2 separate regions of the Homo sapiens genome follow, and region 2 is linked to region 1. Evidence: chromatin contacts called from ENCODE Hi-C or POLR2A ChIA-PET data. All regions are on one chromosome and are shown on one strand. Each heading gives the region's core, a stretch centred on a gene start or an enhancer-like site at or near the end of the contact. The rest is flanking DNA. Distances are from core to core; before and after follow the strand shown. Region 1 overlaps SLC9A8 (solute carrier family 9 member A8). Region 2 holds the start of SCREEM1 (SNAI1 cis-regulatory eRNA expressed in monocytes 1).

The links. A loop is a pair of places that touch in the nucleus more often than their neighbours do. ChIA-PET counts read pairs that join two places held with the same protein, here RNA polymerase II (POLR2A).
Region 2: a map of ascending aorta shows a loop between it and region 1 (1.9-fold over the local background). The contact joins the promoter of SCREEM1 here to the enhancer-like site in region 1. A Hi-C loop is called at or near these places in 1 of 168 maps with a recorded cell type or tissue (ascending aorta). POLR2A ChIA-PET finds 5 or more read pairs at or near these places in 1 of 52 experiments (naive thymus-derived CD8-positive, alpha-beta T cell).

The regions. Positions count from the first base shown.
Region 1 is chr20:49,866,096-49,869,390 of GRCh38, reverse strand. The region is part of intron 10 of SLC9A8 (solute carrier family 9 member A8); the gene reads right to left. Among named protein-coding and RNA genes, the nearest start is that of MIR12122, 3.9 kb to the right of the region's middle. RefSeq lists enhancers at 1,242-1,291, 1,532-1,641. Within about 2 kb of position 1,455, at least 2 of the 41 ENCODE cell types and tissues checked have a DNase peak (open chromatin) inside an H3K27ac peak, as active enhancers do.
Region 2 is chr20:50,028,667-50,031,961 of GRCh38, reverse strand. SCREEM1 (SNAI1 cis-regulatory eRNA expressed in monocytes 1) reads left to right here and starts at 1,485. Exons shown (of 3, transcript XR_936829.1): 1 at 1,485-1,610; 2 at 1,970-2,248; 3 at 2,521-2,871. RefSeq lists enhancers at 1,270-2,107, 2,947-3,295.

The DNA of each region.
Region 1 (3,295 bases), core at 206-2,705:
AAAAATTAGTCGGGCGTGGTGGTGGGCACCTGTAATCCCAGCTACTCGGAAGGCTGAGGCAGAGAATTGCTTGAACCTGGGAGGCAGAGGTCGCAGTGAGCCGAGATGGCACCACTGCACTCCAGACTGGGCTACAGAGCGAAACTCTGCCTCAAAAAGAAAGAAAGAAAGAAAGAAAGTGTTATCTCATGATTAATCTTGCAAACTCATCCTTCAAGCCCAAAGTCCCCTCCTCTGTGACTCACCTTGACAGAGTGTCACTCTCTCCCATCCCCTGCAAGCCCAGTGTTCGCTAACTGCTCTGCCTAAGTGGGGTCTATTCATCTTTGAATCTTTAGTGTCAGAGGCCAAAGTGGCCCTCAAAACTGGCTTGACTGAACAATAAAAATAGTTAACATGGATACAGTCAGAACAAATATTCTGAGAATAGCTAACGCTTGCTGAGTTATAATTAGGGAGACTGTTTGATTTGCTGTGGATACCAGGACATTTTTTAGAATAAACGGGGATATTATTAATTCATCATATTGAGACAGAGGGCAAACCAGGACTTCTGGCCACCCCAGCAGTGGCACAGATGCCCCATCAGGACTCTCACTTGCATCGCTCCCCACTCCTCAGCAAAGGCGTCAGGCTGGCCCTTTTGTCTATTTTATAATGAGGAAGTAGAGCATGGGGTGGTTAAGTCTGTAATCTGAGGTTACACAGCCAATAAGAGGTGGAGCTGGGATTCAAATCCAAGTCTGTCTGTTATCCAGCCCCAGTCCTTAGCAACTGTGTTCCCTACATGTGGATTTAGGTAAATAATTCCCACTTCCTAGGAAGAGAATGTCCTGCTCCATGGTCTTGGGAACCACTTGAGATCAGTCCTTTGTGATAGTCAGGAAAAGGGGAGCACACAAAGGAAGGTGAAGACAGCAGAAACCACCCTTTCCATCTGTGCTTTCACAGTGCAATGTGGGGCGTCCACACACCACACAGGGCCATCCTGCCCCTCTCTGAAAACCCTGCGTGACAAATACCCAAAAGGCAAAGTGCGGACAGAGCAGGTTCCCTCACCCAGAGGCAGATCTGGTGTTCCTGGCTTGCACTGCTGTGTGTGGAGCAAGGTCCCTAAGGAAATGAAACCCCTCTCAACAGGAAACACTGCCAGTCTGAAAAGAAGGTAAGAAAAACACTCCCTTATTTTAATCACAGATTCCAAACAGATGCATGAAACACATCTTTGCCAACAGGTACTCAATGATCTTCTCAAGGGGGTAGAGGAACAATTTAGAAAAACAGATGTAAAAATAGCTAGGCTAGAGCCGAATGACTCACAGGTAACGTTTTTGTAAGTGCCAACATTCAGTAAAGAAAGGGAACCTCATGGCAGACACCAGGATGGAATTACCCTGGTGAACTGGTCTGCGATGAAAAACAAAACCCTGAAAATGGTGAGTCCACTCTGCTTCCTCCTTGTGCTGCTCATGCAGCACCCAAGTGTGACTCCGGATAGCGACTGGGTAGAAAAGTTCTGTCAACTGAGTCACTAGAGACCACTGGGCCTTCAGCTTTGCGTCTGAAGAAATTACTGCTACACAGAACACTGTCCTGCTCTACATAACTAGAAAACCTGATACAAGATATGAAACAAAACTATTTTCTGACATGGGACAAAAGATAGGGTAGGACTGTGATTCCTGCCGGAAGGGAGACAAAGGTGGCCACTCTTTCCCTAGGCCCCCTGCTGAGCTGACTGCCTGAGGCTGAGGCTTTAAGAGGGCTGTCCTGTTGAGTCGGGGAAGCTGCACAGAAAGAGAGCTCTTGGACATCTACTGTAAAGTCCCCTTGAGTCTTTGACTGATACTGATCAGTAAATATGTCGGATGAAACAAGAAGCTGGGGAAAGAACCATTAAAAAGAAGTAGGCTGAACAATTCCAGAAGCTGACATGGGTGGGAATAGTTTGCGTTCCCACCAGCCAGAGTGGAGTGAGCTCACGGTACCTGAGACACCTTAGTTAGGGCCCTGCTACTCTGCACCAGCCCTAAAAAAGTTTAAATGTAAGCCTCAAGAAGGATTAAACTGATGTCAAGAGACTTAGATACGTGCCAGAAGAAAAGTCCAGAAATAACACACACACACAAAAAAAATTGTTTTTAAAAGAAAAGTCCAGAACTCCGTAAAGGAATACAATAAAATCTTGTGCTCAACAACATAAAACTTCACAATGACTGACATCCAATCAAAACTTAATAACAAGCAAAGAGCAAGAAAATGTGACCTATAAGCACAAGAAAAATCAACAACAAAACAGACCTACAGTTGACAGAGATGACGGAATTAGCAAACAAGGACATTAAAACAGCTATCAGAAATTTCTATGTTTCATATGCTCCAGAATATAGAAGAAAACATGAACATGATGAAGAGAGAAATGGAAGAAATGAAAATAACCTAAAGGGATCTGCTGTAGATGAATTATAAAATATGTAAATGAGAAATACGCTGGGTAGGATTAGCAGGAGATTCCACATGGCAGAAGATCAGTGACTTTGAAGATACGGCAACAGGAAATAACCAAAATTAAGCACATAGGGAAAAAAAGAAAAAAAGGCAAAGCATATTGTGGGCCAATAGCATGCTACCTCTCATAACTGGAGTAAACTGAAGTCTCAAGGGGAAGAGGAAGGCGGAACAAAAAAATATTGATAAAGAAATGGGCAAAAGCTTACCAAATTTGATGAAAGCTATAAACTCATATAAACTATAAACCCAAAAAACTCAATGAACCCAAGGCGAATATAAAAATAACCACACCAAAGCACATCTAAATGCAGTTGCTACACACCTATCAGGACAGCTAAACTTTTTTAAATTAAAATAAGTGTGGTGGCAATATGAAGCAACTGGCACTCTCTCATACATTCTGAGGAATGTAAAATGATACAGTCACTTCGAAAAACACTAGGCAGTTTCTAAAAAAGTAAAAATGTACTTACCATATGACCTAGCAGCCTTAATCCTAGGTATTTACCCAAGATAAATGAAAACACATGCACACTGTTCTTAGCCCAAATCTGGAAAACCCCAAATGCCCTTCAAATGATGAACAGACAAACTGTGGTGCAATAAGAACGATAAACTACTGCCACACGCAAAAACACGGATGTCTCTCAAAAACGTAACTGAAAGAGAGGAGACACAAAAGACTACGTACCACATGATTTCATTTAAACTACAATGACAGTGCAGGATCAGTGGGTGCCAGGGCTCAGGACAGGCAGGTGGACTGACTGCAGAAGGGCACAGG
Region 2 (3,295 bases), core at 236-2,735, 160 kb before region 1:
GGAAGGCTCCTTCCCATGCCTTTGCACCCCCAGGAACCCCAAAACTTGTCACCATGCCACAATCACAGGAACATAGACTAATGCACACACACACCCCCACACATGCACAAAATACATGGCAGACAAACAACACTCCACACACACGTCCAGGCACCTGCCAAAAAAAGACGTGACACACACAGACCTGCTCCTATACAGTCACACCAAATTCCAGACACACAACACACACCCACAATACACTGCAGATACCCACAGGCACCTACAAATACAGAAGCACTAACTGCCTGAATCAGAGACACATAATGCAGGTGCATGGATGGGCGCACACAGACACACAGGGATGCACAACACCACACGCGGACCCACATGCATCTGTCCACATCACAGACACACACTCACACGCGTACCCCCTATCCAAGGCCATCCAGCTGGCCCCACACCCCAGGAGGACCGTGGAGAGCTCTGTCCCTCTTGCTCTCTCCCACCTGGCTTTAACCTCCTCCAAGCCATGTCCCCACACACCCCATCTTCCCTACTGCTCCCCTTGGCTGCCACACTGGCCTCCTGGCCAGTCCTGGAACACACTAGGCACATTCCAGCCTCAGGCCTTTGTACTTGCTGTTCTCTCTGCCTAGAATGCTTTTCTTGACCCCTTGATATCTGTGTGCCTCCCTCCCTCAGCTCCTTCCCGACTCTGCTCAAGACTGTCATCTTGGCTGGCTGCGGTGGCTCACATCTGTAATCCCAGCACTTTGGGAGGCCGAGGCGGGTGGATCACTTAAGGTCAGGAGTTCAAGACCAGCCTGGCCAACATGGTGAAACCCCATCTCTACTAAAAATACAAAAATTAACCGGGTGTGGTGGCACGCACCTGTAATCCCAGCTACTCCGGAGGCTGAAGCAGGAGAATCACTTGAACTCGGGAGGCAGAGGTTGCAGTGAGCCGAGATTGCAACACTGCACTGCAGCCTGGGTGACAGAGTGAGACTCCATCTCAAAAAAAAAAAAAAAAAAAAAGACTGTCATCTTGCCAGTGAGGCTGCGGCTGCTCCTGACCCTGCTCCCCGCACTGTGAACGCAGCCTGCGCCTCGCTCCTTCTGTGGCTCTCTGCTTTGATGCTGCTGCTGCTGTTCTCAGCTCTTACCACTACCTGATATTTATCAGTTGCTGGTCTCCCCATGAACGCCCTGGGGCAGAGGTCTCATTTCATCCAAAGTTGTAACTCCATGCAGTGAGCCGAGATCGCGCCACTGCACTCCAGCCTAGGCAACAGAGTGAGTGAGATTCCGTCACAAAATAAATAAATAAATAAATAAATAAACAAAGTTGTGACCCGAGCATCTGGAAGACTGCCTGGCACACAGGGGTGGTCAGTAAGTATCTGCTGAATGAATAAACACAATAGAATAGAAAGGATTGGTAGGTTCTAGAACAGACCAGAACACACAATAGAACAGAAACAATGCAATGGAATAGACAAGCTACACCACAACAGCCCAGTATAACCCATCAAAGCCAGGCTGATGCTCAGGGCTTCAACAGAATTGGGCAGAACAGCCACGAACCCCCTCCTAAAACTACGATCTGGACCTCAGCAGACACCATCAGGGTGGGTGGCCACGAACTGCATCTGGACAGGGGTCTTCCCACGCCCCTCTCCCCCGGCTATCCTGGGCTGAGAGCTTTTCCGCCTGCTCTGTCCCTGTTCCTGCCCAGCCGAACAGGTCAGGGGTGGTTTCTGGTCTGGACACCGGGGCTCTGGCTCCTGTCTGGGGTGATTCCTGCTGAGTCACTGGCCACAGTTCTGGCCAGGCTCCCACGGGCCTGATTATGTTGGAGGTTGGGGGACCATGGCCAAGGGATGAGGCACTCAGCCTACGGGTGCGTGGGGTGAGGGTGGTGCTGGGCTGGCCACAGGCTGCTTCTCTCCGTCACTGGTGGCTTTTACTTCACCTTTCCCATGGCCAGATGATGACAGAGAACACTCTCTCCACCAGGCCTGACCAAAGGTCTGGCTAGGCTGATGGTTACGAAAGAGAGGGAGAAAGAGAAGAGACTTAGGGGACCCCTCCCCCGCAAGCAATCCTCCACGGGGAAGGCTGGCCGTGGGAAGCTGTCCCTACCCAGTGCAGACTCGAGTCTGGCTTGAGAGCCCTGGCCCACCTCTGGACAGGGTCCTGATCCAAGGCTGGCGCTTCATCTCAGGGCAGGGGCAAGGTGGGGGGACCCTGCCTGTCTGCCTGGAAGGTCAGTTCTCGCCCTAACCCCACCTGGAACTTGACCATGTCTCTGCAGCCCCTCTGCTCAGGACCCTCCAGGGGCTCAAGGCAAAAGCCACATCCTCCTCATTGCCTGCCCCACCTGCCCGCCCCGTCCCCTTGCTGGCCTCACCTCCTGGCCTCGCCCACTCTGCTCCCACCCGACTGGCCTCCTGCCTGCTCCTTGACTCTGCCCACCACACCCCTGCCTCAGGGCCTTCACACTGGCTGTTCCCTCTGCCTGGAACTCTCTCTCCGCAGACACCCACATGGCTTCCTTCGATTCGTCCTGCAGATCTCCCTGGCATCACTTTCTGAGACACCGTACTCAACCCCCTCCAACAGGGAAAGCCCCCGCGCTATGTCCTGACTCCCCCAGCTGCGCCTGGCTCCCCCACCTGTGCCTGGCTCCTCCAGAGACACCTGTTCCAGCCCAGTGTGCGGTGTGCTCATTGTGCCATCTCCTTGGGTGGAGTGATGGCTCCATGAGGGCAGGCAGGTTGTCTACTCTGTTCACTGTTTAAAGCAGGGCCCTGCCCGAAGGAGGTGCGCAATACCTTCCGGGCAAATAAATGAATGAATGGATGAACTAAAGGAATTGGGAGGGGGAGTAGGAAGAGCACACTTAAAGCTCAGGCAGGTGCCGGGCGTGGTGGCTCACGCCTGTAATCCCAGCATTTTGGGAGGCTGAGGCGGGCGGATCACGAGGTCAGGAGATGGAGACCATCCTGGCTAACACAGTGAAACCCCGTCTCTACTAAAAAAATACAAAAAATTAGCCGGGCATGGTGGCGGGTGCCTATAGTCCCAGCTACTTGGGAGGCTGAGACAGGAGAATGGTGTGAACCCGGGTGGTGAACCTGGGAGGCGGAGCTTGTAGTGAGCCGAGATTGCACCACTGCACTCTGGCCTGGGCGACAAAGCGAGACTCTGTCTCAAGAAAAAGAAAGCTCAGGCAGGCCCCAGTGTGGTGGCTCAGGCTTGCAATCGCAGCACTTTGGGAGGCCAAGGCTGGTGGATCACTTGAGCTCAGGAG